2 separate regions of the Homo sapiens genome follow, and region 1 is linked to region 2. The links are chromatin contacts, found by Hi-C in ENCODE. All regions are on one chromosome and are shown on one strand. The core of a region is the stretch at or near the end of the contact, and the rest is flanking DNA. Distances in the headings are between cores, read along the strand shown. Region 1 holds the start of ZNF256 (zinc finger protein 256). Region 2 holds the start of ZNF649 (zinc finger protein 649).

Region 1 (5,293 bases), core at 1,393-3,892, 6.0 Mb before region 2:
CCATGACTGCCCATGGGCCAATCAGCATGCACTTCCTACCACCCATGGACCAATGAGCACACACTTTCTCCATTCTGAGCCCATAAAAAACCTGTAGACTCAGCCAGACTCAGACATCGGAGACTATCTGTATGCAGGTGTGAGCTACTCCCTTCAGGTTTCCTGAGGGCTGTTGGGTTGTCCAATAAAACCCTTCTCTGCCTTGCTCACCCTCCAGTTGTCTGCATAACCTCATTCTTCCTGGACGTGGGATAAGAACTTGGGGGACAAGAACTTGGGACCTAACGAACAGCAGGAGAGAAAGGGGCTGTAACACATTCCTGGCTGAGTAGCCATGCTTCTGGGCTGCATGAGTGAAAAATGGCGACTCTTCTGGAGGCCCAGACTTTGGGATTCCCCGAGCCAGAGCTGTAACACTATAGCCCTCCTGCCCTCAGCCAGCACTGGGTGGCCGCCCCCCACGATGGGAAGCAGCAGCGAGCCAGAGCAGGGCAGCGGGACTGAAAGAGCTATATCACAAACAAGCTGAAAACACACCCCACCCAAAACACACCTCCCCGCTTGCCAGGCTGCAAGCAACGGGAAGGAGAGAAGAGCTGTGGCTCTTCCGGGAGCCCAGGCCTCGAGACTCCGGAGCCAGGGCTGTGACATGCTGCAACACCCTCTTTGGGGTTCTGCTGTTCTTGGTGTCTCCGAGCTTTCCGGCGCCACCATTTTTCCCTCGTCTAGATGCTGGTGCCTGCAGCAGAAGCCGCCTGCAGTATGTCTGGTCCAGTCGCAGACTTGCAAGGAGCCGGCGCCTGTGCCAGCGCCTGGAGCTGCCCGCCCCGCCGCAGCAGCCAGCGTGCCTGGCTGTGTGCACTGGCTGGACCCTTCACTTGCTCGCTCACACACCCCTTGCGGCTCCGCGCCTGGCTCGCCCTTGGTAGGTGTGGGATCCAGGTGCAGCCTGCTGGGCCGAGTGGGTGGAACAAGCCCAGCGGGTGTGAGCAAAACTCAAGCAGAGGCGCGACCACAGAGGTTTCTGGCTGGCGAAGCGACACCCATTATTAGTAGCTTTCTGTAATTTGTATTTTACAATTCTTTTTCTGATATCGTATCAATTTTTTATGCAGAACAGCCCTATAATAATGGGGGCAAAGGGCCGGGCACAGTGGCTCACGCCTGTAATCCCAGCACTTTGGGAGGCCGAGGTGGGTGGATCACCTGAGGTCAGGAGTTCGAGACCAGCCTGGCCAATATGGCGAAACTCCGTCTCTACTAAAAATACAAATACAAAAAAAAAAAAAAAAAAAAAAGATTAGCCGGGTACGGTGGCGGGCGCCTGTAATTCCAGCTACTTGGGAAGCTGAGGCAGGAGAATCGCTTGAACCCGGGAGACAGAGGTTGTGGTGAGCCGAGATCGCACCATTGCACTCCAGCCTGGGCAACAAGAGCGTAACTAATGGGGGCAAAGATAATCATTTCAGCGTTGAGAAGAGATCTTGAATTTAAGATACACCCTACATTTGGGATTCAGAGCACCCTTTGTTCCACCTGTTAATGCTCTAGCTAGCCATCATGCCTTTTCAAAATACCATTCCTTTTGTTGTTCTCTTTCTGAGCTTGATGTCAAATTATTAAAAAGAAGTGAATATAAAGGCATGGAGAAAGTGAGATTAGATTCATGCAAGTGTTGCTTAGTGAATTGGACACAATGTTTGACTACACAGGCACGAGAGGGACCCAGAGACAGGGATCTACTTATGTCCTGCTGCTGCAGGGTGCCTCCGCATCCCACCTTCATCCTCTTTGTCATGAACCTGTGTGGAGTGTTTTTTTTCTTGTCCCTAATCAAACATACAGAGACTGAGAAAACTGACTCCAGTGCTTGAGTGCATGCGTTTGAATTGCAACATAGTCTTTTTTTTTTTTTTTTTTTTTTTTTTTTTTTGAGACAGTGGCTCGCTCTTTCCCCCAGGCTGGAGTGCAGTGGCGCGATCTCGGCTCACTGCAAGCTCTGCCTCCCGGGTTCAAGCTATTTTCCTGCCTCAGCCTCCGGAGTAGCTGGGGACTACAGGCGCCCGCCACCACACCCAGCTAATTTTTCTTTTTTTTTTTTTTTTTGTGGTATTTTTTGTATTTTAGAGACGGGGTTTCGCTGAGTTAGCCAGGATGGTCTCGATCTCCTGACCTCGTGATCCGCCCGCCTCGACCTCCCAAAGTGCTGGAATTACAGGCGTGAGCCACCGCGCCCGGCCGCAACATAGTCATATTTATTTGCTTTCTCAACCAGTGGATATATTTTGTGACTGACTGACTGTATGTAATAATATGTGCATCTGGATATGTGCCTCTGGGAACACATGAAATGACACGTCTCCAAACAAACACTGGCAGACAGCAATCGGTAGAAACCTGGGTACGTCTCCTTTAAGAAAGAACGAAGCCTCGCCTCCGCCCCAACCTGGAGTGTCCATTTCCCAGCGCCCCCTACAGGGGTTTGGCCTTTACTTCCGGAAGGAGGTGGAGGCGACCCTCACTCTCCCGCCGTGCGCCTGTGGGAACATTACCCAGAATGGCCTGCGTTGGGCGACGGCGACCTTCAGCCAATGAGGCCTCCGAAAGGTGGTGTTTCCGTAAGCGCACGCGCGGTCGCGGCGGGACTTCCGTTGTCCTCCTTGTGGCGGTCGTTTTGGCATTTGTCTGGACTGATTACTTGGTAGAAAGCCCCGGAGCGCTGGGTCAGCATCATCCGTGACTGACTGAGAAGGCGCGAGAGGAGTCTTCCCCGCTGCACAGAGGCGTGGCTGAGGCTCGGCGGCGCCCAGGGTACCCAGGCCCGGCCCGGAATAAGGACATCCTCTCTGGCCCCGCTCCGCTCACAGAGTCAGATGGCGGCGGCCGAGCTGACGGCCCCGGCCCAGGTATGTGCCGCGTCCTCTGGGCCTTCCCCGCCCTCCCCACGCTAGTCCTAGCACCCCCGAGGGCGCTTGCTCGCGGCCCTGCTGCCCAGGACAGGACACGGGGGCTCGCCGGAGGGGCTCCCGTTTCCAACACCTGGTGTGCTAGGGAAGGGAGGGCGCGACTGGCAAGGAGCCCCTGATGAGAGGCGCCACTGAGCCCTGGGGCACAGAGGTGACACAGCCATTGCGAGGGCACCCGGCTCCAAGGCCAGGCATGGGGCTACGGGGTGGCTTGAGCCCATCTAATACCGCCATAGATGCTCTTCTCTGAGGCCTGGCTCTTTCTACGTTTCCCTTGGCTGTAAAGGGTTATGAAATCTACGCCAGGAAGGGGAGGGTTTCCCAGTCTCTCACTAGCCCTAACTCCCACCCACAGGTTCTCTGGGTTGTGGAGTGCCATTCCCCCAGCCCTTAGTTCTGAAGACCTTGGGTGAACCCCAAGCCCAGGGTCCTATGTCCATGTTAGCCGGTATATAGAGTTGTTCCAATTTCTGGCAGCCATGTGAACGGGTGTGGAAAGTTTTTCCAGAAAGGTACAAGATGTGCAAATGCTTAGGTGCAGTACGGAGCTGGGTGCATTTATGAAGCCACAAGTCTCCTTGCTTTCTGGTGGGAAGCAAAGAACAGGAGGATAGGCGTCAGGACTGCAGTGGCTGCCTGAGAAGTTGAGTGTGTTTTCAGGAGGTAATAGCAAGTTTGAATCAGAAAAAAGAGGTAATTTACCAAGGTCTTCACAGGCTTCATCTGTGTGCACAGTGGGGCACAAACTGGGGGGTTGAGGGAGGAGGAAGGAAAATCAGGGTAGACTAGTCCAAGTGAGGGTTACTGGCCCAGGATCGTGATTTAGGAGATGTGGTTAGATTCCGGATGTGTGGTTTCAAAAGGGACAACTAAATTACATAATGTAGGTGGTGAGGGAGTGAAACAGAGGGTTCAGAGAAGACTCCAGGGTTTTTGGTATTAGCAGCTGTAGGGAAAGAAGTTTCATCAACTAAGATGAACAAATTGGCAATAGGAGTAATATTCACTAGGGATATCAGGTTTGTTTATGCCATGCTAAGAGTCAGATCTTTCAGAGCCTACTAAATGGAGGCGTTAAGTGGGCAGATGAACGTGCCGGTCTTGAAATCTAGGGAGTGGTTCAGGGTGCAGATATTCAAGATGTGGCTGTTGTGCGCACCAAGGTTAGTGAGCTGTGGGTCACAGTTAGGCGGGGCAAGCTCCAGGTTTTGGTTGTAAAGCTGTTAGTGGGCCAAGACTGGGAGGATGATGATAGAGTAAGTGGTCATGAAGGCAAGGTATGTAAAAGACAGTGTAGTTTGGCAGTGGCCACGGCTCCCAAGAGAAGAATGGACATGAGATGGATGCAAACGCATAGGACACTCAGGCCAAAACTCGTGCTTATTCACCACTTTATGGGTATCCAGGATTTTGTGATAACTTGATGGGGCCTGGGTGTTTCATTCAGGCTGGAAGATTAAGTTAGTGTCATGTGGTCATTTGTGAGAGTCATTGTGTGTGAGATGAACGACCAGTGAGGCTGGGATTTAAATGAGCTTTAGGTGGATATATGACTCTCAAGGGGATGGTAAGTGCAGCACAGAAGTGGAATAGGGCCATGGTTATCTGTGATTCACCTGTGGTTCTGTGTGGCTATGTCTGAGGCAAGGAATACAGCCTGGCAGGGAGGCCTTCAAAGAAATTTTTGAGGCTGCTTCCACTAGTGTAAGCTGTGGGAAGTCTGGGATTTTGGATCCTGTTTATATCCACACTCTGGATGCTGCCTGCCAAGTTGCGGTATAAGGCCGGAAATTAAGGCCCAGTATGATATGTCGCCTTGACATCTGATGAAAACGATACAGCCTTAGATGGCCTGAGAACAAATTCCCCTTCCCACTTTGCTCCCATGAATAAGCTCTCTTAGCCAAATGAACCCTTCTTATCCATTCTTATCCAGGGAACCAGAACAGTTCCTGCTTATTACTTTGTAGTGGGTTTCAGTTCCCTATCAATTTTTTGAGTTATTCAAACAAGCCAGTCCCCTCCTCTGGGGACCAGTGGAGCTTCTCCATCTTGATGCTACAAAACTTACATTCTACAGCACCTGGTTGTTACTCTTTTCTGGAGTACTACCTCCGTATGGCCCTGTGTGGAGTGTGGTATTCTTTCACAGGCTATGAGTATTTGTCTTTAATTAATAAGCTGTTCAGCCAGGCGTGGTGGCTCACGCCTGTAATCCCAGCACTTTGGGAGGCCGAGGCGGGCAGCTCACAAGGTCAGGAGATCAAGACCATCCTGGCTAACACGGTGAAACCCCTTCTCTACTAAAAATATAAAAAATTAGCCAG
Region 2 (5,368 bases), core at 327-2,826:
AAGAGATACAGAGACAAAGTATAGAGAAAGAAAAGTGGGTCCAGGGGACCGGTGCTCAGCATACAGAGGACCCGCGCCGGCACCGGTCTCTGAGTCCCTCAGTATTTATTGATCATTATCTCTACCATCTCGGAGAGGGGGATGTGGCAGGACAATAGGATAATAGTGGGGAGAGTGTCAGCAGGAAAACATGTGAACAAATGTCTCTGTGTCATAAACAAGCTTAAGAAGAAGGTGCTGTGCTTTGATATGCACATACATAAACGTCTCGGTGCATTAAAGAGCAGTATTGCCGCCAGCTTGTCTCACCTCCAGCCCTAAGGCGATTTTCTCCTATCTCAGTAGATGGAACATACAATCGGGTTTTATACCGAGACATTCCATTGCCCAGGGACGAGCAGGAGACAGATGCCTTCCTCTTGTCTCAACTGCAAGAGGCCTTCCTTCCTCTTATACTAATCCTCCTCAGCACAGACCCTTTACGGGTGTCGGGCTGAGGGATGGTCAGGTCTTTCCCTTCCCACGAGGCCATATTTCAGACTATCACATGGGGAGAAACCTTGGATAATACCTGGCTTTCTGGGGCAGAGGTCCCTGTGGCCTTCCGCAGTGTATTGTGTCCCTGGGTACTTGAGATTAGAGAGTGGTGATGACTTTTAACAAGCATACTGCCTTCAAGCATTTGTTTAACAAAGCACATCCTGCATAGCCCTAAATCCATTAAACCTTGAGTCAACACAGCACACGTCTCTGTGAGAACAGGGTTGGGGGTAGGGTTACAGATTAACAGCATCTCAAGGCAGAAGAATTTTTCTTAGTACGGAACAAAATGGAGTCTCTTATGTCTACTTCTTTCTACATAGACACAGTAACAGTCTGATCTCTCTTTCTTTTCCCCACAGTGCACTGTTGTTAGTGCTCCAACCTCACAGTGCAGGGGTTGAGGTGTCAGGAGAGGGAACACATCAGTGCCATTTCACTGTCTCCTGTGTCAAAGCAAAATTAAAATGCAGACCAGAATTCAAAAACTCCTGAGCAAACAAAACCCAGTAGGCCTTAAAAACAGCCTTAACCTTGCTTAACCTGCAAACATAAGCAACAATTCACTTGAGTCATTTCTGGTAAATGCTTGTGTTAGGGAAGGACAAAACTCAATCTCAACCGATCAAAAGTAGGCAACTCACATGCTATTATGTCATTAGGGACTTTCCAAGGCAAATTTAAAAAAATGCATTTTTATAATTGTAACTAATCAAATAATTTCTTTGTTTTACTCCTTCACTCACCCTGTGAATACTTGTGTCTAATGCTTTAAGCATAGAAGCGCGAGACTTCTTTTGGTTTGATGCTTCCTAATTCATGAATTGCTGTTTGTTCAGATAAACTCTAGAAAATGCTCCTGCGCCTCAAATTTTTGCTTTCAGGAGAGTCATCCCGGTTTAATGACACAAGAACAACTGTTTCCCTTCTGTACGGCAGATCTACCAAGATGGCCGCGCCCAGAGAGCCGTGGCTCAGGGCGCGGACATGTTACCTCCTCGAAGAGAAGCCCATGTCCCATCGTCCTAGCGCGGCAGAATTGACTCGCGCCCTCGTCCGCCGCCATAGGCCAGTGCCGGGGTTTAAGGGCCAGGAAAGGAAGCATTCAGGGAATTTAGGTGTAGCCAGAAGAAAATCAGGTGAGTGTTTGGGTCTCTCCGTGGAGTAGGTTAAAGGGGTAGGGAGCTTCTGAGGAGCCTGTGGGGAGAGCTGGCGGCCTGGGCGGTGGAGCCTTTGGGTTGGGGTGCCTTTGCGGTCCGGCGTGGGAGAGTTCTTGTGGTCGGGCGTTAAAGGTCTGTCGAGTTCAGCGACTGAGACTCGGCGTCAGAGTTTGGGGTCTCTGAGGGTCACTCTGTTAGTAGGCCTCTGGATCACTGGATGGAGAACTCTAGGGGGACGCTGCCCAGCACGCCGGCTTTATCACCGACGCCATTATTATCACTCCAAATGCTGCAGTTTAAAGTCGGTGATGAAGCCGGGGTGCTGGGCAGCGTACGAGGGTGTGTGGTGTAGGTTTTGGGGTGAATCGGGGATGTGTGTTAAGTGTTTCGGGGAGGCCCAGGCATGTGGGGCTCAGAGGCTTGTAAAATCTGGTATTTTACAAGCCCAGGCCCCTGGCTGGGGTTGAGTTGTGAAACTATAACCGCCCACCCTTGCCGGCTGCCTAGACAGAGCCGACTTGTTAAGACAGGGAAATTGCAATGGAGAAAGAGCAATTCATGCAGAGCCGGCTGTGCGGGGAGACCGGAGTTTTATTATTACTCAAATCAGTGATAAAAGAAAAATTGAAGCCGAATTAAATTTACAGGAGTTTCCTTGAGCAATGAACGATTCGCGAATTGGGCAGCCCCCAGAATCACAGCAGATTAACAGAGACTCCAGGGGTGCCTCGTGGTCAGAACAAATTTATAGACAAAAAAGGTAAAGTGACATACAGGAATCGGAAGCGAGGTCCAGAAACAGTGAGATTGGTTACCATTCGGCGTTTGCCTTATTTGAACGCAGTTGGAACATTCAGCAGTCTATGAGTATGGCCGCTGGGACTGGCCACCACTCAGCTATTGTTACAGGTGCATACGATTAAGTTCGGTTTTCAATTTTGTCTGTTAAGCTAGGTTGCAGTTTATCCACAAGGACTCAAATATAGAAGTATGGAGTCGTTCTCAGGCAATATTTAGTTTGCTTAAGCATCAGTCTCCTTGAGCATTTGGGGATCAAAGTTTCCTCCTATCCCCCAGACGGAATCTAGCTCTGTTGTCCAGTCTGGAGTGCAGTGGTGCGATCTCAGCTCACTGCAACCTCCGCCTCCTGGGTTCTAGCGACTGTCCTGCCTCAGCCTCCCGAGTGGCTGGGATTACAGGCGCCCGCCACCACGCCCGGCTAATTTTTGTATTTTTAGTAGAGACAGGCTTTCACCACGTTGGCCAGGCTGGTCTTGAACTCCTGACCTCAGGTGATCTGCCCGCCTCGGCCTTCCAAAGTGCTGGGATTATAGGCATGAGCCATCGCGCCTAGCTATGATTGTTACGATTTATAAGAAATGTATAATCGATCTTTGTCCTGTTTCCTGGCACATGTCTCCCAAAAGCCTTGGAACCTCTTCAGTAAACAGTGCCTTTTTGTGTGGCATTGAGATGGCTGGTGACTGGGGGCTTCTGGCTGGCCTTAGGACGGGGGAGGCTGGTTGCCAGGGCAACTAACCATGTCATTTGAGGGTTGGAAATTTTAGCTCTGCCTGGCAACAGGGAAGTTGAAGGTTGAGTTGATCACCAGTGGTTAGTGTTTTAATCAAGTATGCCCACATAATGAAACCAGCGTAAAAACTCAAAAGGACTGGTGAACTTCTGGGGAACTTACAGATTCTTGAGCATGTGGAGGTGCCTGAGGGTGGTGAACTGAGTCTCTAATAAGCTTCCGTGGAGGGCATGGAAGTCCCACGCCCCTTGCTACAAACCTTGCTCTGTGCTATCCCTTCCATCTGCCTCTTCATCTGTATCCTTCGTAATATCCTTTATTCCTTTTCCCATTTGCCCTGAGAATACTCACCTTTGGTGCTTGCAGCTGGAGCATTTACCCCGAGATAACTTTGCCATGAACGATCTCACTTTTATTATTTTCACATCGCTCTAGTAGGTCGCCTTGGGAAACAAAAGACATCATTCTACTTATAGCATTCTGTTTTTAGTAGTGGTATTTCCATTTACAAAATGTAGTAGTTCTCGATCACTGAAAATGTCAAATCCTAGAAAACGTAGCATTCCTACATGTGATGTTAACATCATTCTCAAACAGTTCTTGGCTGAAGACTCACTGGATGGATCCGATTTTTACCAAATCGAGAATTCTGATGATTCCAAATCGAGAATTCTGATGATTCAGATGATTCTGATGTTAGTTCTGTTTAGAAATAACTCCTAGAACAGCTTTTATATTTTATTTTCACATTGAAAATCAGATTTACTGCAGCCTCAAAGAGCATGTTTATGTAAAATGAAATAAGCGCTGGCAGTGAGCTGCACTTCGTTTTTCTAGACAGGAAAAGAGTTGAAATAAACCAGTAAATGTTAAGTGCTTTCCTGAGTTCTGTGAGCCATCCAGCAAATTAATCGAACCTGAGGAGGAGGCCGTGTGAATCCTGATTTATAGCTGGTCCATCAGAGGTACAGGTGACAACCTGCTGCTTGCAACTTGCGTCTGAAGTTGGGGGCAGGCTTGAACTGAGCCCTTAATCTGTGGTGTCTGACACTATATCTAGATACACAGTCTCAGACTGAATTAAATTATAGGATGCTGTCTTAGCCTTGTTGGTGCTGCTATAACAAGATAGCTGAGACTGGATAATTTATAAACAACAGAAATTTATTTGTTATAGTTCTGGAGACTGAGAAGTCTAAGATCGAAGCACCAGCAGGTTTGGTGTCTGGTGAGGGCCTGATTTCTGCTTTCAATATGGTGTTTTGTCGCTATTTCTTTGGAGGTGAAGAATGCGGTGCCCTCACATGGCAGAAGGCAGAAGAGCAGAAAGGGCCGATCTGTGTGTGAAGCCTCTTTTATTTTTATTATTATTTCTTCTTTCTTTAGGTTTTTTTTTTTTTTTTTTTTTGATACAGAGTCTCACTTTGTCACCCAGCCTGCAGTGCAGTGGCACCATCCTAACTCACTGCAGTCTCAACCTCTCAACCTCCCAGGCTCAAGCAGTCCTCCTGCCGCAGCCATCTGAGTAGCTGGGAATACAGGCATGTGCCACCATGCTTGAATAATTTTTGTATGTTTTATAGAGATGGGGTTTCACCATGTTGCCAAGTCCTGAGCTCAAGTGATCTGCCCACCTTGGCCTCCCAAAGTACTGGGATTACAGGTGTGAGCCAACACGCTCGGCCTTTATTTTTTTTTATTTTTTTATTTTTAAGAGACAGGGTCTTGCTCTGTTGCCCAGGCTAGAGTGCAGTGGTGCAATCACAACTCACTGCAGCCTCAAACTCCTGGCCTCAAGCGATCCTCCCACCTCAGCCTCCCAAAGTGCTGGGATTACATGCATGAGCCACTGTGCCTGGCCAAAGCCTCTTTTATAAGGGCCTTAATGCCACTCACAAGGGAGGAGCCCTCATGACCTAATCACTTACTAAAAGCCCACCTCTTGATACCATTGCATTGGAGATTAAGTTTCAACATGAATTTTGGAGGACACAAACATTCAAACCATAGCAGCTGGCATTTGGGAGCTTAGATTTTTGGAGGCAGTCCCACTATTTCCTAATAAGAGTGGCTCACTGTGCCTAAGCTGTTTTTTTCAAACAATGTGATTTATCCTGAACACATGCTTTCCTCT

Evidence for each region. A loop is a pair of places that touch in the nucleus more often than their neighbours do. Pooled maps may share reads with other maps.
Region 1: a loop to region 2 is called in a pooled map, with 25 times the contacts of the local background. The contact joins the promoter of ZNF256 here to the promoter of ZNF649 in region 2. A Hi-C loop is called at or near these places in 6 of 50 pooled maps.

The regions. Positions count from the first base shown.
Region 1 is chr19:57,945,055-57,950,347 of GRCh38, reverse strand. ZNF256 (zinc finger protein 256) reads left to right here and starts at 2,642. Exons shown (of 3, transcript NM_005773.3): 1 at 2,642-2,906. The coding sequence starts at 2,874. RefSeq lists enhancers at 2,404-2,493, 2,564-2,663, 3,154-3,233.
Region 2 is chr19:51,901,225-51,906,592 of GRCh38, reverse strand. ZNF649 (zinc finger protein 649) reads left to right here and starts at 1,576. Exons shown (of 5, transcript NM_023074.4): 1 at 1,576-1,679. RefSeq lists enhancers at 310-934, 1,425-1,544, 1,263-1,807, 2,898-3,443 and a silencer at 4,794-5,040.